Linked DNA regions of Homo sapiens: region 1 is linked to region 2. A link is an interaction called in ENCODE POLR2A ChIA-PET data of the cell type or tissue named here. Cell type or tissue: OCI-LY7. All regions are shown on one strand.

The links. Peaks named below come from ENCODE experiments on the same cell type or tissue, not always from the same donor. Only the 100,000 strongest peaks of a DNase experiment are listed, where the experiment ranks them.
Region 1: POLR2A ChIA-PET joins it to region 2 with 7 read pairs; 2 of 35 experiments call an interaction of 5 or more read pairs at or near these places.

The regions. Positions count from the first base shown.
Region 1 is chr4:109,588,761-109,592,760 of GRCh38, reverse strand. The region is part of intron 1 of MCUB (mitochondrial calcium uniporter dominant negative subunit beta); the gene reads right to left. Among named protein-coding and RNA genes, the nearest start is that of MCUB, 31 kb to the right of the region's middle. In OCI-LY7, no CTCF peak of the experiment used is centred here; a DNase peak (open chromatin) is centred at 1,573; H3K4me3 peaks cover 431 bases; H3K27ac peaks cover 1,330 bases.
Region 2 is chr4:109,807,380-109,811,379 of GRCh38, reverse strand. No RefSeq gene overlaps it. Among named protein-coding and RNA genes, the nearest start is that of GAR1-DT, 6.0 kb to the left of the region's middle. In OCI-LY7, no CTCF peak of the experiment used is centred here; no DNase peak of the experiment used is centred here.

The sequences.
Region 1 (4,000 bases), 220 kb after region 2:
CATAGGATACATGTATTTCATTTAAAATTTTATTTTAAAAAGAACTATAAACAAGTATGGAACTAGAGTAGATTTACTTTTTGCAGTGGTATGGAATAACAGTTTAAAACTACTACTTTCTGTGTATTCTAGGCTGGAGTAAATGATTAAATATAGTGAAATAATGGCTGACAGGTTCCTCCTGTTAGATAATCAGTTACAGAAATGTGGAAGATGAGAACATAACCTTAAGTGTGGCACTGGAGTTGTTGGTTTCAAACATGAACTTGTGGCATGTTTGTGTTACATAAAAATATCTACAGGTGTTATAAAACATACATAAATATATATACATATAATTTTTTTTTTTTTGAGACAGAGTCTCGTTCTGTCACCCAGGCTGGAATGCAGTGGCATGATCTCAGCTCACTGCAACCTCCACCTCCCGGGTTCAAGCAATTCTCCTGCCTCAGCCTCCCGAGTAGCTGGGATTGCAGGTACACGCCACCATACCCGGCTAATTTTTGTATTTTTAGTAGAGATGGGGTTTCGCCATATTGGCCAGGCTGGTCTCGAACTCCTGACTTCAAGTGATCCACCCACCTCGGCCTCCTTTCAAAGTGCTGGGATTACAGGCGTGAGTCACCATGCCCAGCTGCATTTTTATTAAAGGAGGAAATTCAGCAAATAAAGTATAGTTCTTGGAAATTAAAGAATTAAAACAGCAGAAAGAGAAACCTCAAAAGAACATTTAAAAGATCAAGTTAAGAAAATACTCGAGAGGCTGGGCGTCGTGGCTCACGCCTGTAATCCTAGCACTTAGGGTGGCTGAGGCAGGTGGATCACCTGAGGTCAGGAGTTCAAGACCAGCCTGGCCAACACAGCAAAACCCCATATCTACTAAAAAATACAAAAATTAGCCAGGTGTGGTGGCGCATGCCTGTAATCCCAGCTACTTGGGAGGCTGAGGCAGGAGAATTGCTTGAACCTGGGAGGTGGGGGTTGCAGTGAGCTGAAATCAGGCCACTGCACTCCAGTCTGGGTGACAGAGCCAGACTCCATTTCAAAAAACAAACAAACAAACAATGGGACTTAAAATACGATGGAGAAACAACTCAAAAATTCTCTCTCTAGTTATTGATGTAGTCAATGCAACTAAACTACCCACTGTTGTCTTTGAAAAATGTATACCACTCATATATATACTTCCCCCTCCCCCAAGTCTACTGAAAGAGGTCTTCTACCAAATTGAGTGACTGAACCAACAAAGTCTACACAACAGAATTTAACATGAGAGGCCTGGAGTGGTGGCTCACGCCTGTAATCCCAGGACTTTGGGAGGCCAAGGAGGGCAGATCACCTGAGGCCAGGAGTTTAAGACCAGCCTGGCCAATATGGTGAAACCCTGTTTCTACTAAAAATACAAAAATTAGCCAGGCGTGGTAGCGCACACCTGTAGTCCCAGCTACTCGGGAGGCTGAGTCATGAGAATCACTTGCACCTGGCAGGTGGAGGTTGCAGTGAGCTGAGATCGCACCACTGCACTCCAGCCTGGGCAACAGAGTGAGACTGTCTCAAAGGAAAAAAAAAAAAAAAGAATTTTAACATTTAACATGAGAGAGGACGATGGTGAAAAGGAGAGAACAAAGTGGCAGCTGTGCAGTAGACAGGAAAGGCATGTCAGAAGGCTTCAGGGAAGATTTCTTTAAGATAAAACTGAAAGAATTTCCAACGAGTTTCAATGTATTGAGAGGAGATTTACACAGCTGAAGGAACATTTGAGATTTTGAGATTGAATTACTAAGTGGTATGAAGAGAAACTAATTGCAAATGTGGGTGCATGCATACCAACAATTTTTAACTTCTGACAAGACATGATTACCTTGTGTAGAAAAGACAAGGTAATCATGGTTTTCTACATGTCTCACCAGTGAATAGCCTTTATGTAGTCACAACAAAATAAACCCTGAATACTAAGCTAAGATTATGATAACACTTTATAGAGAGAAAGGGGAGACAAGCATGGGGCAGGAGTGAAAAGAGCTAAATCCTCATCTTCTATAGAGGTCAACAGAAAATGCCTAAAACTGAAATATCAAGTGACAGCAACAGAAGCGTTATCATTCAGAGCCATGAAGGTAAGTAAAACTTACCAGCTAACAGTAGTAAGTGATTGCTTTTAAGGAGTGCATGGAAGTCCGCTGTTTTTCATAGCAATTTATACAACTATTTGACTTGTAATGTATGCACATATAAACCTGATAATAAAAACTAAATTTTAAAAACTCAATTTTTTTAACTCCTTTTACATGGGCTTTCCAATTATTAATAAAAAGAAGCTCAATTTTTAAAATCCCATAAAACAGCTAGATAACACACGGAAATGGCATTGGATTTAGTTTTCACTATTCTCATCAGTGTTTCAAAACTGGAGTAGAAAGTATTTAAACTATAAGCAAAGAAAAGCAAAAGGGTAAGCCAATTATAGAGCAATGACAATTGTAAACACCATACTGATCATGAAATACTTCCAAATATATCCCAGTTTTACACAAAATTGGCAAAGAAATTGAGGATTATAGGGTTATTACTTACTCTTAGAATTAAAAAATTAACGATTATTTCTAGCATAATTCTAATGGCCTTAAAAAAGTCAACTTTTAAGAATATGCCTTTCTCACAAAATAACAAAAATGAAACAGATAATTGATATGAATTTGTCTTAATTGAAGAATATTCCTCCCTAGTTAAAAAAAGGAACAACGTAGAGAGCTTACCACTAGACAAATTGGTTGATGGTAATTTTTTGGATCTGTATCAACTAGAGGAAAGAAACACAAGATGTTCCTAGCATTCTTATCTAAGATATGATAAGGCAGTTCTAAATAAAAGCCATGTCTGATAAAGAAGTGTGAGGATTCCTGCATGGTCAGGCAGACGGACAAAAGTCAGTCAGGTGAATAGTATGCACGGAGCACCCACTCTGTGCCAGGCAACCTGCCACCCCCTGAGGATACAACAGTAAACAGGATGTAATCCCTCCTCTCATAGATCCTACTGGTCAGATCTAAAAGGAAGGAGAGAGAGAGAAAAAACCATCACCAGAAATATGCTGATTTCAGTAAGCTGCCATTAAAGCTTAACCAGGAATTTGTGTGAACACTACTGAAGGGACTCAATTCAATAAAACAATCTGTCTCTGTGTCTCCGTTTCCACATCCCAGCACGGAGGATGGCAAGTAAAACGAATGTTATTTATAGGATTCTGCCCAAGATCCCTAAACCTAAGGGCTTTCTCTACTGCTCTAAAGTAAGTGGGTGAAGGCTGAAGTATCCAGCACAGGATTCATGTTTGCAGAGAGACGGGAAGCACTTCCTGGGTTAGAGTAAACCAAGTTTTCAGTAAACTCCCTGGAAAGTTATTCCTAGAGGGGAGACAAATGCCAGAGTGTAGATGATGAGCTAAACCAAGCAGTCAAACTAGTTCTGCCTTGCCTTCTGGCAATCAGGGTTCTCTGGGAACATCCACCCTACTCATTCACACAAGGAGGAACTACTGGGCCGGGCATGGTCTGCACCTTGAGGCAAAAGAACTGAGTAAAGACCTTATACTTCAGGTTCTACCTTACAAAGAAATCTGTAAAGACACCAGTAGCTCTCACTTGGAGGACCATCAGAAGGATGCCAACATAGTTACACAAAAATAATTTCAAAAAGCACAATATATTCAATGCTGCCCTGTGTTAATTATGGTTACCTTAATGACTTCTGTTAGGACAAGTCCCTTCTCATTATTTTTTTTTCAGAATTTTCTAGACTGTTCTATCCTTTTACCAATGAATTTCAAAAATGGTTTACCAGGTTGTATGAAAAATTCTATTACACTTCCTTTTTATCAATCATTCTTTATATCCAATTTAGTCCCCACAAAAATATGGATTTACTAGAACTGAAAACAAAAGCCAAGATTTGATGGTGTAGACTAAGCTATCAGAGTGAAGCATAAAACTTGGCCCTTGTC
Region 2 (4,000 bases):
CTCCATGTGTCAGGCCTCTGAGCCCAAGCCTGCGTGTATACATCCAGATGGCCTGAGTCAACTGAAAACTACAAAGGAAGAGAAACAGCCTGCTCCTGTCTTAACTGATTGACCAACCTTAAGACATTCCATTATGACCTGTTCCTTCCCTGCCCAACTGATTGATTGATCGACCTCGTGACATTCTTCTTCTGGACCATGGGTCTTATGATCTCCCCACCATGCACCTTGTGACCCCCTCCTCTGCTGACAATAGATAGCCACCTTTAACTGTAACTTTCCACTGCTTATCCCAGTCCTATAAAACTGCCCCACCCCACCTCCCTTTGCCGACTCTTTTCAGACTCAGCCCACTTGCTCCCACATGAAATAAACAGCCTTGTTGCTCACACAAAGCCTGTTGGTGGACTCTTCACATGAACACGGACGAGCGTGACACCGTGTTTTACAACGTTTACAACATTAGCAAAGCAACAGGGAGGCATTTGAGTTATGGGGCATTAAAATTGCTTCCTTAAAATGTTGTCTTTGATTGTCTATTACATCAGGAGAGCTCGTTACCTGTCAGTTGACTGAATAAAGGGAGGCCAGGGGAGATTAGGAAATGTAAATCAGGAAGGAGAGGCTGATGTCATCAACCTATTGTCTCTCCCTCTCCCTCAACCTGTTGTCCCTCCTTAATTCAGCACCCACCAATCATCAACAGCACCCCCTGTTTGCATCAAAAGCTGAGAATGGACTCAATGAAATGAACATAGTTGTGTGGAGCACTGTCATGTTTGTGAATGACCTCTAGCGAAATTCCTAACAGAGTTGTTTGATCACTAGTCATTTACTACAAGTGTTGGCATTACATGGAGAAAGAAGTTCAAAAGAATGCCAAAAAAAAAAAAAAATTCCAATCTCTTCTGGAATCCCTAGTAACCGCTCCTAGACCCCTAATGACATCTGCAGAAACTCACGCTAGAGTATAAGCTCCTGAAGAATGACAACTACATCTTCTTTGTTTTGGTACCCTCAGCACTTAGTACAGTGCCTGGAATAAAATTGATGCTGATGCCCAATAAATATTTGTTAAATGGAACTGAATTCCTCTGTGCTTTGAATTTCTGCTCATGCCTTGAGAACCTACTTATCAACAAATGATCATAGAATGATGGTCAAAGAGACAAAGAAAATATGAAAGAGATGGGGGTAGAGAAAGTATATTAAGCACAGTCTAGTTGTGGTATTCAAGATCTAAGAAGGTGTCCATCCAGTTGTTTCACTGGAAGGTTAGGACATCTAATTAAAATACCAGTAAGGAGATACAGATGTTCCTCAACTTAACGATGGGGTTATATCCCAATAAACCCATCATGAGTTGAAAATATCTGAGTGGAAAATACATTTCATATATGTAACATACTGAACATCATAGCATGGCCTAGCCTACCTTGAAGGTGCTTAGAACACTTACATTAGCCTACAGTTGGGCAAAACCATCTGGCAGCACAGCACACTGGAGAGTCTCATTTGCTGCTGCTGTCCAGCATCATAAGAGAATATTGCACGCATATCACTAGCCAGGGAGAAGATCAAAGTTTAAAATTTGAAATACAGGTTTTGCTGAATGCTTATTGCTTTCACACCATTGTAAAGTAGAAAAATTATTCAGTGTAACCATTGTAAGTTGGGAGACTGTATTGCTAATGACAGAGAAGAGGGCTGGTAGCTAGGAATAGGGCTGAAATTTTTTATATTAGAACAAAATTTTAAAAGTACTTAGCTGAAGCTAGGCATGGTGGCTCACGCCTGTAATCCCAGCACTTTGGGAGACTGATGGGGGGCAGATCACCTTAGGTAAGGAGTTGGAGACTAGCCTGACCAACATGGTGAAACCCTTTCTCTACTAAAAATACCAAAATTAGCCGGGCTTGGTGGCGTGGGCCTGTAATCCCAGCTACTCGGGAGGCCAAGGCAGGAGAATCACTTGAACCCGGGAGGCTGAGGTTGCAGTGAGCCAAGATCGTGCCACTGCACTCCAGCAACACAGCAAGACTCCACCTAAAAAAAAAAAAGGCTGGGCACTGTGGCTCACACCTATAATCCCAGCACTTTGGGAGGCCAAGGTGGGTGGATCACGAGGTCAAGAGATCAAGACCATCCTCGCCAACATGGTGAAACCTCGTCTCTACTAAAAATACAAAAATTAGCTGGCCATGGTGGCACACATCTGTAGTCCCAGCTACTCGGGAGGCTGAGGCAGGAGAATAGCTTGGACCTGGGAGGCGGAGGTTACAGTGAACCAAAATGATGCTACTGCACTCTGGCCTAGTGACAGAGTGAGACTCCATCTCAAAAAAAAAAAAAAAGAAGTACTTAGCCAAGGTGCCATTAATTGTAAATATTAATGTGAACTCATGACTTTCTCTTTTATTTGGTTTTTATTATGAAAATTTCAAACGTAAACAAGAGTTGAAAGAGCAATATAATGAACTTCTCTGTACAACACCTTCAGCCTTTTGCAAATGTTATTCCTCCTATTTCCTCACTGTTATTATTAAAATTATTATTGCTAGAGTGTTTTATAGTAAACATTCTGTTCATAAATCTCCAGCAGAGGACTTTTTTAAAAAACATAAGCACAGTACCATTACCACACCTAACAAAAATTTTCTTAGTATTAGCGAATGTCCATGTGGAATTTTTCCAAGTTATTTCAAAATGTAATTTAATAATTGGATCAATCAAATGAAGATCCAAACAAGGGCCATACATTGTATTTTATTGATATGTCTCTTAATTTTCTTTTATTCTGTGTCAATTTCCTCTCCCTGTTTTTTTTCCCGCCCTGCCCCGCCATGGCATTTATTTGTTGAAAATACTGAGTCTTTTTGTCATGTAGAATTTTCTACTTTCTCACTGATTACATCCTTGTGGTGGTATAAATTGTTTTTCTATCCTCTGTATTTCCCATAAACTGGTAGTTAATTGATAGTGAGATCTAGAGACTTGATTGTTTTCAGGTTCTTTTCTTTTCTTTTCTTTTCTTTTCTTTTTTTCCTCCTTCAAGAATACTTCCTACCGTCCCATGAAGAGACACATAATATTTCTTATCCTTGTGGTGGTATAAATTGTTTTTCTATCCTCTGTATTTCCCATAAACTGATAGTTAATTGATAGTGAGATCTAGAGACTTGATTGTGTTCAGGTTCTTTTTTTTTTCGACCTGCAAGAATACTTCCTACCATCCCAGGAAGAGGCACATAAAGTCTGGTTGTCCCTCTTTGGAGATGAGATCAGTCAGTAGGATCAGTGTTATCAGCCTCATCAATCTCTTAGAGTTCCCTGCCAGCTTTTCATCTAACGGTTTTAGCAGCTGTTGGTGATCATCACTAGATCCATTGGCTCATAAGGTAGTGCAAAATAGTAATATGATAATTCTATCATTTATTTTGCAATTATTAACTGAAATAAAGAAATTTCCTTTTTTATTTCAATTTTTTGCTATCATTGTTCCTTATAATGCTTAAAATATTTCATCTTTGAGAGCCCCTTCAAGTATTTTAATACCACCAACTAGCCTCCAATGGCTTCCTTGCTTTCTGGTACAAAATATTTCTTTCACATTTTATGCCCCAGATGTGGAATCGCCCTTTCTCCAAAGAGCCTTAGTTTTTTAAATGGAAAATGGTAAGTAGAGAAGACAATCTGCCACTAAGGAGTGCTCATTGCTTCTGGATTGTTAGGACTTCTAGGCCCTATCAGTGGACACAGTGGACAACTAGAAGGTAATTATTTTTAGAAAGAAAAAAAACTGAGGGTCATAGCGGTATTTCCAATTCAAAGTTAAGACTACAGGGTTTCCATTTCTTTGAATTTAAACTTGTGTTTGTCTTACCCTGAAATTCTTATGACATTAGCATAATTATTTATTTGCCTTAGCCTCCATATATATATATATATATATATATATATATATATATATATATATGCTGTCAAGTAAGTATTATTATTA